Linked DNA regions of Homo sapiens: region 1 is linked to region 2. Evidence: read pairs that join two places in POLR2A ChIA-PET (ENCODE). Cell type or tissue: Caco-2. All regions are shown on one strand. Each heading gives the region's core, and the rest is flanking DNA. Links, peaks and the distances in the headings are about the cores only.

What was found. ChIA-PET counts read pairs that join two places held together with the same protein. Peaks named below come from ENCODE experiments on the same cell type or tissue, not always from the same donor. Only the 100,000 strongest peaks of a DNase experiment are listed, where the experiment ranks them.
Region 1: POLR2A ChIA-PET joins it to region 2 with 6 read pairs; 2 of 35 experiments call an interaction of 5 or more read pairs at or near these places.

Annotation. Positions count from the first base shown.
Region 1 is chr7:134,802,530-134,807,913 of GRCh38, forward strand. All of the region lies in intron 1 of CALD1 (caldesmon 1), which reads left to right. All of the region lies in intron 1 of LOC124901750 (a long non-coding RNA gene), which reads right to left. Among named protein-coding and RNA genes, the nearest start is that of CALD1, 26 kb to the left of the region's middle. In Caco-2, for the core only: no CTCF peak of the experiment used is centred there; no DNase peak of the experiment used is centred there.
Region 2 is chr7:134,945,620-134,951,003 of GRCh38, forward strand. It overlaps CALD1 (caldesmon 1), which reads left to right. Exons shown (of 15, transcript NM_033138.4): 8 at 1,889-2,150; 9 at 4,755-4,895. Among named protein-coding and RNA genes, the nearest start is that of AGBL3, 38 kb to the right of the region's middle. In Caco-2, for the core only: no CTCF peak of the experiment used is centred there; DNase peaks (open chromatin) are centred at 387 and 3,332.

The sequences.
Region 1 (5,384 bases), core at 241-5,240, 140 kb before region 2:
TTCTCAACTTATGATGGGGTTATATCCTGATAAAGCTATTGTAAGTTGAAAATATTTTAAGTTGAAAATGCATTTAATACACCTAACCTACTGAAACATCACAGCTTATCCTAGCTTACCTTAAATGTGCTCAGAGCACAGTTGGGCTAAATTATCTAACACAAAGCCTATTTTATAATAAAATGTTGAATCTTATGTACTGCATATCACTAGCCAGAGAAAAGATCAAAATCTGAAATTTGAAGTACACTGAAATTGCAACAGTTCCATACTGTTGTAAAGTCAAATCTTCGTAAGTCAAGGACCATCTGTGTAAGATTCAAGTACCTTTTTCCGTGTTTGTGTGTGTAAACACAAGTTTTTATTTCTTTTGGCTAAAACTGAGAAGTGGAATTGCTGAGTCTAATGTACATGTTTGTCTTTACAAGAAATTGCCAAACTGTTCACTGCGGTGATGCTGTTTTTAACACTTACAAGCAATAAATTAGCATTCCAGTGGCTCCCTATCTTTAACAACATTTGGAGTAGTCAGTCTTTCTAATTTAAACAATTCTAGTAGTTGTTTAGTGGTATCTCATTGTGGTCTTATTTTGCATTTGTCTAATGACAAATGATATTCGGCATATTTTTTGTTCTTATTGAACATATGTATATCTTCTATGAAGGATTTATTCACGTTTCTTGCCCAATCTTTAAATTAAACTGTTTATTATTATTTTGTAGGAGCTCATTATACTTTCTGGATACAAGTCAGATATATGTATTATATTAATACATATTTTCTCCCAGTCAGTGGCTCACCTTTTCATTTCCTTGATGCTGTATTTTGATAAACAAAAGTTTTATATTTTAATGAAATCCCATTTATCATTCTTTAAAATTTTATGGCTAGTTCTTTTTCTTTTCTCTTTAAGAAATATTTGCATACTCTATCTAGGTTGCAAGGATCTTCTATTTAAAAAAAACTTTTAGTTTTTGTTTTTATGTTTAGATCTGTGGTCCATGTAGAATGAGTATTTGTGTATGGTGTCAGATAGCAGTTGAGTTTCATTTTTCCCATTCATTTATCCAATTGTTCCAGAACAATCTGTCAAAAAACCTTGTCTTTATGAATTGTATTGACTCCTTGTTGAAAATCATTCATCTCCTGCATAGGTGTGGGTCTAATTTTTTTTTTTTTTTTTTTGAGACAGTCTCACTGTGTCACCCAGGCTGGAGTGCAGTGGCACAATCTCGGCTCGCTGCAACCTTCGCCTCCTGGGTTTAAGCGATTCTCCTGCCTCAGCCTCCTGAATAGCTGGGATTACAGGTGCAGGCCACCACACCTGGCTAATTTTTGTATTTTTAGTAGAGACAGGGTTTTGCCATGTTGACCAGGCTGGTCTCAAACTCCTGACCTCAGGTGATCCACCCGCCTCGGCCTCCCAAAGTGTTGGGATTACAGGCGTGAGCCACCACACCCAGCCAGGCATGGTTCTATTTCTATAGCTTCTTTTCTGTTCTATAGATTCATTTGTCTTTTCTTGCAAATACCAAACTGTCTTGATTACTGTGGCTTCATTAATGTTAGACATTGCTTGTTACCTTTCTACTGTTGGAGATAAGGATTTAGTACATTCATACAATCTCCCCGTTCAATACGGCATCTTCCCCATACTTTCAATATTATAATAATTGTATGAATACTTCATAGCTTACCACATAGTATACTATGATTACATTTTCTTTCTATATTACCACTTTCCTTGCTACTATCCCCCATGATTTAATAATGACTTCGTTTCTTTTACCTGTTTGTTTTCTATCATTAATGCCTGCCCCAGGGTATCTGACAGGAATGTCAAACCCTTTTTAATACAGTCAAACACATCAGGTAATTTGTCAATTATTTTTCTTTAAAGAGACTTTTCTGGAAACTTCTTGGCATTTTCTAGGTTTGGTGCACAGCTTGCTGTTCTAAATCTTCACTTCACAGTCATCTGAGGCATTTCCTTCCTAGGACTGAAAGGAATTTCCTTTGTATGTGGGCTGAAATTTGAATCCTCCATTTCCTGGTTCCCATTATTCCTCCTTCTTTATACTCTTGTTTTGATGAAGAAGATTATCTAAGAGCATCTTGAACAAGCGTCCAGGGACGACAACATTTCTTAGAACTTAATTGTTTTTAGTATCTTTGATTTAAGACATACTTGATTAATTTATTGGCTGGGCATAGAATTCTAGGCTGGAAATCATTTTTCCTAAAACTTCCCCAAACATACCTGCACTGTAACCTCCCAACAGGGTCTCCTTGCCCGCTTCCTAGACAGAGCTGATTTGTCAAGATGGGGAATTGCAATAGAGAAAGAGTAATTCATTCAAAACCGGCTGTAGGGGAGATCAAAGTTTTATTACTGCTAAAATCAGTCTTTCTGATAACTCAGGATGGGAATTTTTAAGGGTAATTTGGTGGGTAGGGGGCCAGTGAGTTGGGAGTGCTGATTGGTCGGGTCGGAGATGAAATCATAGAAGTAGAAGCTGTCCTCTTGAGCTTAGTCAGCTCCTGGGTGGGGGCCACAAGCCCAGATGAGACAGTTTGTGGATTTTTATTCATTCTGAATACTATGGGCCTGTTCAATCCAGAAAAACACATCTTATAGTTAGAAATTTTCTTATATAATTTTGGTGATAATTTCCTTCTCCTCATTTCCCATGTTCTGATACACACAGTCTCCTCTGTCACTGAATTATTGAGAGCTTGAACCTCCTAAACCAACTCTCTGATTTTGTATTTTCTTAACTATATTCTACTTTTCTGTATCTTATTCTAATTTTTGAGAGTTTCCTTAACTTTGGCTATATATTGTTTTTAGCCATAGTATTTTTAATTTCTAAGGGTTCTTTGTTGTTGTTGTTGTTGAACATTTCTTTTTATAACATCCTGATCCTCTTTCATAGATACAGTAGTTCTCTATGCCCCTGGAAATATCATTTATATTTTCAGTGCCTTTCTGCCCCTGCCTTATCTGAGTTTTCTCTGTGTTCCTGTTTTCTATTATTTGTGCTAGTCTCTGTCTTTCATTCTTCCCTCAGAATCCTGGTGATCCTTGGCTGTCTGTCCATATATAGGAGCAAGGCAGTAAAAAGCTGATTAAAAGCTATGGGTTCAGGAGTGCTGGCTGGCAGAAAATGGGCCAGTTATCTTTCTTCCCATGGCAATCTCCAAATACCCATATCTCTAGATCCTTTTTCTTGAACAAGTTTATCCAAAGATTTTCTTTTTGCTCTGTTACCCAGGCTGGAGTGTGGTGGTGTGATCTCGGCTCACTGCAACCTCTGCCTCTTGGGTTCAAGTGATTCTCCTGCCTCAGCCTCCCGAGTAGCTGGGACTATAGACACGTGCCACCACACCCGGCCAATTTTTGTATTTTTAGTAGAGATAGGGTTTCCCCATGTTGGCCAGGCTGGCCTTGAACTCATGACCTCAAGTAATCCACCCTCCTTGGCCTCCCAAAGTGCTGGGATTACAGGTGTAAGCCACCACACCCGGCCCCAAAGAAGATTTTCCAAAACTCTTCCTCTGAGTTGTAAGCAAAGGGTCAACATTCTGAGAAGTCTTAGGGCATTACCTGCATTGCAGAGCCATCCCCATGGCATAGTTTCCCCATTTGCCTTTGGTAGGCCCTGTCAGTTTCACTGGTTCTAGGCCATGTTTCACATCAGTGTCTTGGCTGGAATTCCTAAGCAGATAGTTCATATTTGCTTCCCATTCCCTCCCACAAAAAGGGGTTTTTCTCCCCCCAGCCCACGGTTTAGCTTCCTCATTAGTAGGCTGTCATGGGTAGAGGGTTTCCATTTGTGTTCGTAGATGAAATGCCACCTTTCTAGCTTGTGGCTTTACACAGGCGCTCAGTTCCAGTTTTCTGCCGTGTTACCAATGAATGCTATCATACCCTTAACTCAGGCCAACTTCTCTGTCTTTGAGTTTCCTCTGTATTCTGGAACCTGGAGATGTTCTTCTCTTGCTTACAAGCTCATTTAAGTGTTGTTTGTAAATGTTTTGCTTATTTTTTCTGCAACATTTATGCATTTGAAGCAGAGTAGAAATGCTTCTTGGATCTGCTTAGTCCATATTGACCAAAAGTCTAAAGTTATTGATTCAGAATTCTGGACTCTGAGAGCAATCAGTAAATTATAGTGCCTCGGTTTGCTTGTGTGTATATTATCAATCCTTCGCCAACAATTTTTTTCTGTTAAAAAAATTCCTGTTAGAATTTTTATAATACTTATTTTTCTATATCTGTCCATTAGTGTAACATGGTGGTCAAAGGAGAATTTTTTTCTGGTAGTTTTTCCTGTCACAACATGGCTCCCAAAGAGTAGATCTAGTAAATGAAACAGATTGCCTTGGACTATCTTAATAACCATTGCCATCATTTTTCCCCCAAATTTCACCTATTTATTCATTCAGATTGCATTATTAATTGAGGAAAATTAAATTATCTAGTGGAGATTTAGCTTTGAAGGTAATTTCAGACATGACAGCTGTGGTCGGAGGAAGATTCTCAGTTTGTATGCAAGTGGAGAAGCATCATCATGGGCAGAGGACTTAGCCCCTGGTCCTAATTTCTATTTTTCCATGCTCAACCTTTTAAATAGAAATGAGTCTTGTAATGGGAAAAATGGAAATATTGCTCCTTGAGGATTTGAAGAATATGAGACCTGAAGACCTCAGATTTTATATCTATTAAAACATTGGCACAACCATGCAACATTCTTTCCATGATACCATGACTGGTTTATTGAGGAGTCTCAACTCACTGGGGGTATAAAGAAGAAATGATTTCTATTTTTCCCTATCAGTACTGTTCTGTGTCAAACTTCCTTTTATTACTAGCTACAGGGGGCCTTTAATTACATCTCCGACCAGTTTCTAAACTCAAGAAGGATAAATTGCTCCTACCCTCACCCCACTCCCCCAGGCTAGAGTCTAGTGGCTTAGAATTGTAGGGTTCTGGCTCTTAAACAGCTTATTTTCCTTCATTCCAGTGAATAACCCTGGAATATGGGGGAGCATGAAGAGGGTGGAGGAAGAAGAGGTCTGTACTAGACTTCTCATAATAACTGGTGTTATGAAATGACCTAAGCCAATCTGCCTCTTCACAGTTGTCTGGAGTGGAGCGATCTCAGCTCACTGCAACCTCCGCCTCCCTAGTTCAAGCAATTCTCCTGCCTCAGCCTCCTGAGTAGCTGGGATTACAGGTGCCCGCCACCATGCCCAGCTAATTTTTGTACTTTTATTAGAGACGGGGTTTCACCATGTTGGCCAGGCTGGTCTTGAACTCCTGACCTCAGGTGATCCACCTGCCTCGGCCTCCCAAAGTGCTGGGATTACAAGCGTAAGC
Region 2 (5,384 bases), core at 319-5,318:
TGTTAAATGAAGTAGTGGATATGAAAAGGGTTTAGAGAGCATAAAGAATGACATGTAAGTAATAACCTTAACCACATCATACCAAGCTAATTTCATAATTTTAAGTCTGTATAAGGAGTATTCCAGTTGTATTGGGGTCAAAGAGCATAGAAAATTCACAAATTGAAGCCATAGGTTAATGCAGTCATTAAGGACTTTCCTGGAGCAGCTCTGTAAGAATAGACATAAATCACTGTGTTTAGCTCTTAATCAAGAGGCAATGGGTAATTTCGTCTGCCAGAGATCAGCTGCTAGAGTCAAGCTCAAGGCACAGTTGTGGACAGATGGATTTACTTCAATGCCTACCCTTAGTTACAGCCACTTTTTCCCATTCCCAGCGCCTGAACCTTTCTGTCTTCCCTCCTGATCCATTACTCCAGGCAGACCCAAGTTAACCAGTAACTTACGGGAAAGGACTAGTAAGGCCACTACAAGACTTTTGAACTCATTCACAAGTAACCTTTTGGACTACATGCCTCCCTTTCTAATAACAACTAATATTTATACTGTAGATGATATAGAAATTATAGTATATCAGTATGATATCAGTATGATATCATACTGATATAATACATAAGCCCATGCAACCCACTGAGGTAAATAGAATAAATAGTATTTACCCATTTTTCCATGTTGTAGCATGTATCTTCTTAAAAATTGTGGTAAAAACAAACATCACCTAAAATTTACCATCTTAAGCATTTTTAAAAGTACAGTTAAGTAGTGTGAGGCATATTCATATTGTTGTGCAACAGATCTCCAAAACTCTTTTCATCTTGCAAGACTGAAAGACTACACCCATTAAACAGCAACTCTTTATTTCCTGCTACCGCCCACCCTCTGCCTCTGGTAACTACAGTTCTATTTCTGTCTCTATGAATTTGACTACTTTAGATCCCTCATATAAGTGGAATCACACAATATTTGTATGATTTCCGTGATTGGCTTATTTCACTTAGCATAGTATCTTCAAGGTTTATCCATGTTGTAACAGGTAACAAGATCTCCTTCCTTTTTTTTTTTTTTCTCTTTTTTTCTTACAGACAGAGTCTCGCTTTGTTGCCCAGGCTGGAGTGCAGTGGCACAATCTCGGCTCACTGCAACCCCTGCCTCCTGGGCTCAAGCAATTCTCCTGCCTCAGCCTCCAGAGTAGCTGGGACCACAGGCACACGCCGCCACGCCCGGCTAATTTTTTTTTTTTTGTATTTTAGTAGAGACAGGGTTTCACTGTGTTGCCCAGGCTGTCTTAAACTCCTGAGCTCAGGCAATCCGCCCGCCTCGGCCTCCCAAAGTGCTAGGATTACAGGCGTGAGCCACTGCACCCGGCCTCTCCTTCCTTTTTAAGGCTGAATAATATTCCATGGTATGGCTAGACCACCTTTTATTTATCCATTCCTGCTATGATGGACACTTGGGTTGCGTCCATCTCTTGGTCCTTGTAAATAATGCTGCTATGAACACGGGTATACAAATGTCTCTTCAAGACCTTGCTTTCCATTCTTTTAGAAGTGTATCAGAAGTGGGATTGCTGGATCACGTGGTAGTTCTCTTGTTGATTTTTTGAGGAACCTCCATACTGTTTCCATAGCAGCTGCACAACTTTACAATCCCATTTTACAGTGCATATTTGTCCCATTTTACAGCTGAGGAAACGAAGCACAAGTGGAAGAGCAGAGGCTCCTGGACTCTGTGATTCCGGGCAGACCCCTTCCCCAGCCTACCCCCTGGGCTAATGAGAGGCAGTGGGTATTTAGTCGGGGATGCAGAAGCCGCAGACCGACCTCCCCTTCCTCCAGGGAGACTACAGGCAAAAGCATGTAAACCCCTTTCCATTGCCCCCCAACCACAGCCGCCCTGGAGGGAGGGCCAGCGTGGACACCAAGGAGGCTGAGGGCGCCCCCCAGGTGGAAGCCGGCAAAAGGCTGGAGGAGCTTCGTCGTCGTCGCGGGGAGACCGAGAGCGAAGAGTTCGAGAAGCTCAAACAGAAGCAGCAGGAGGCGGCTTTGGAGCTGGAGGAACTCAAGAAAAAGAGGGAGGAGAGAAGGAAGGTCCTGGAGGAGGAAGAGCAGAGGAGGAAGCAGGAGGAAGCCGATCGAAAACTCAGAGAGGAGGTAAGGCGGGCGCTAGCCCACTGAGAACGTTGCCCGGGAAAATTCCCTAGTGCCGTGCGGCTGTTCTTTTGAGCATGGGCTCTCAAAAATATTTTTTTAAGAATAATAAACTTACCATGTGCTAGGTACTGTTTTATAACTTGTAGATGTATTAATTTGTCCACTGCTTCTAAGAACTCGCTGACCTAGGTACTAATCCCCATTTTACAGATGAGAAAACTGAGGCACAGAGAGGTTTTGTTTTTGTTTTTGTTTTTGTTTGTAACTTTCCCAAGGTCTCCCTTGAGTCTGCCTGACATGCAGGAGGAGCCCCATCATTAAAACCCTTTACTGCCTCTCAAAAAGGAAAAGTTAGAAAGCTGAAAAGGATGAAAGGTCTGCAAATTAGTTACCAGAATGAAGTTATGGTTTTCTAATAGTTGGAGAGTTTTTATAGAGAAGATTTTTTTAAATCTTTTTTTTTTTTTAATGAGCAAGTAAGTACATTAGAATATAAAGAGGCAGGGACAGTATCTGCGTTGTTCATTACTGTATACCCAGGACCCCATACCGTGCCTGACATGCAGGAAGAGCCCCATCATTATAAACAGATGGATTTGTTTCATCTTTTAAGACAGAGCTAAAAACAGCAGATAGAGTTACAAGGAGGAACATTTTGGCTCAGCATATGAAATAATGTTTAACCAACTACAACTTACAGTACTACAGTTTACAAAGTGCATTCTTTCATTTCATCCTGAGGTACATCGTTCTCATTTTATGGGCAAAGAAACCAGGAATCAAATAGTTTGAGTGACTTATTTGAAGATTCTTGACTAATAAATGGTAGAATCAGTAAGGAGACCCCGCTTTTCCAACTCAGAGCCCAGAGCTTTTGAGATAGCGATCTCCCATCATTCAAAATATGAAGAAAAAAAAAGACTTTCAATGGCATTTTGACAAGGATCCTATGCAAAATTTTCCTGAACTGTATGGAAAATTTGGATACATTATTTTGAGGTCTCTTTTAACTCCAACTTTCAATGAGCCAATGACCTTTGGTTGGGAAGTATGGGAAGTAATCAGGATGATAGAGTTTGGGGGTTAAACACACCCCAGGCTTTTTTTTTTTTATTGTTTTTTTAGACATAGTCTTGCTCTGTCACCCAGGCTGGAGTGCAGGAATGCAGTGGTGCAATCTCGGAACACACCCAGTCTTCTATCCTAACTCTGTCACTAACAAGCTGGGGCCTTGGGAAAACTGGACTACTCTGTGTCTTCTTTTCCTTATCTGTGAAATAATATCTACTTTGCAGGATTCTTCCAATAATTTAATAGATCATTGTGCTCCCAGTGCCTGGCACATTCTAGGCACTCAAAAATTAGTAGGTATCATTATTGCCATCATTGTTATTATGATTATTATTCAGAGGAGGAGAGTATCAGGAAAGGCTGAAGAGAAATCACGAAGTCTTAGAACTGGATTGGACCTAGGAGATTATTTGGGCTAAACTACCAAACACAGGATCCTTCTGTGACATCCTCTGACAGATGAACATCTAGTCTCTGCTTGAGAACATGCAGTGATAATGATCTCACAGCTTAAGAACTACCAAAGACTGCATTAAATCTCTCAGAAAATCAAGTTGTGCAACTTGATCAGAGCCCTGATAGAGAAGACAGAGTATTCTAGACTAGGAATGAAGACACAGAGGGGTTAATGAGACAGTCTGTAAACATTTGCAATTGCACTACCATGGTTCAACGTCTAGAGCATTTCAGGTTTGTCAAACCATCTAAAATTATATATTCACTTGAAGCGGGGAGCAACCATAAAATCACCTCTTGTACCATCTGGCAAATATAGTACCACAGATTTAGATAGCTTTTCACATAAGTTATTCATTTGTCTTCACAACTCTCCTAGGATGTAGGTAGAAGGAATATTCATATCCCTTTTACATATACAGAAGTGTGAGGTCATTGTTAATGACCCACAGGATGGTGGTGATTATGTATCATCCTATGGGAAATCATCATAATGAGTGTTAGTCTAAGCCAGGGGTGTCCAATCTTTTGGCTTCCCTGGGTCACATTGGAAGAAGAATTGCCTTGGGCCACACATAAAATACACTAACACTAATGATCGCTGATGAGCCAAAAAAAAAAAAAATCACAAAAAGGTCTCATAATGTTTTAAGAAAGTTTACGAATTTGTGTTAGGCTACATTCAAAGCCATCCTGGGCATGATGTGGCCCCTGGGCCATGGGTTGGACAAGTTTGGTGTAAGCATTTTACATGTGCTATCTCACTGAGCCCTCACGAAAGCCCTAAAAAATGAGTACTATTGTTATCCCTGTTTTACAGATGAAGAAACTGAGCCACAGAGCAGATAAATAACATGGCCAAGGTCAGGCAGTTGGAAAGTAGCAGCACCAGAATGCAAATGCAGGCAGCTCGACTCCAGCTCTCAGGCTAAACCTCTGGTGACCACCTAGAAGGGGAGTGTCCAGCCTGCGGCCTGAGTCTGCTGCCTCTCCAACTGTGCTCTCTCTCCTACAGCACTCTTCCCTTTGGCTGTGAAGCTGGTACTGATGCCTCGTTATTTGTTCTTTCTCTCTTAGGAAGAGAAGAGGAGGCTAAAGGAAGAGATTGAAAGGCGAAGAGCAGAAGCTGCTGAGAAACGCCAGAAGATGCCAGAAGATGGCTTGTCAGATGACAAGAAACCATTCAAGTGTTTCACTCCTAAAGGTTCATCTCTCAAGGTATTTTTTTCCCCAGAAAACTTCTATTAGAATATGATAGAGACTGGATTTTAGCCCCTTGTTTAGTTATTGATTATACAGGGCCTTTGTTCATTTATCTTTTTGCTATCCTTCCAAGTTAATCTGTTCAGGCTGCTATAACAAAATACTTTAGACTGGGGCCAGGCACGGTGGCTCATGCCTGTAATCCCAGCACTTTGGGAGGCAGATGTGGGCAGATCACCTGAGGTCAGGAGTTCGAGACCAGCCTGGCCACCGTGGTGAAACCCCATCTCTACCAAAAATTCAAAAACTAGCCGGACGTGGTGGCACACACCTGTAATAATCTCAGCTACTTGGGAGGCTTAGGCAGGAGAATCACTTGAACCCAGGAGGCAGAGGTTGCAGTGAGCTAAGATAATGCCACTGCACTCTAGCCTGGGCAACAGAGCAAGATTCCATCTCAAAATTTATCACTCACAGTTTTGGAGGCTGGAAAGTCAAAGATCA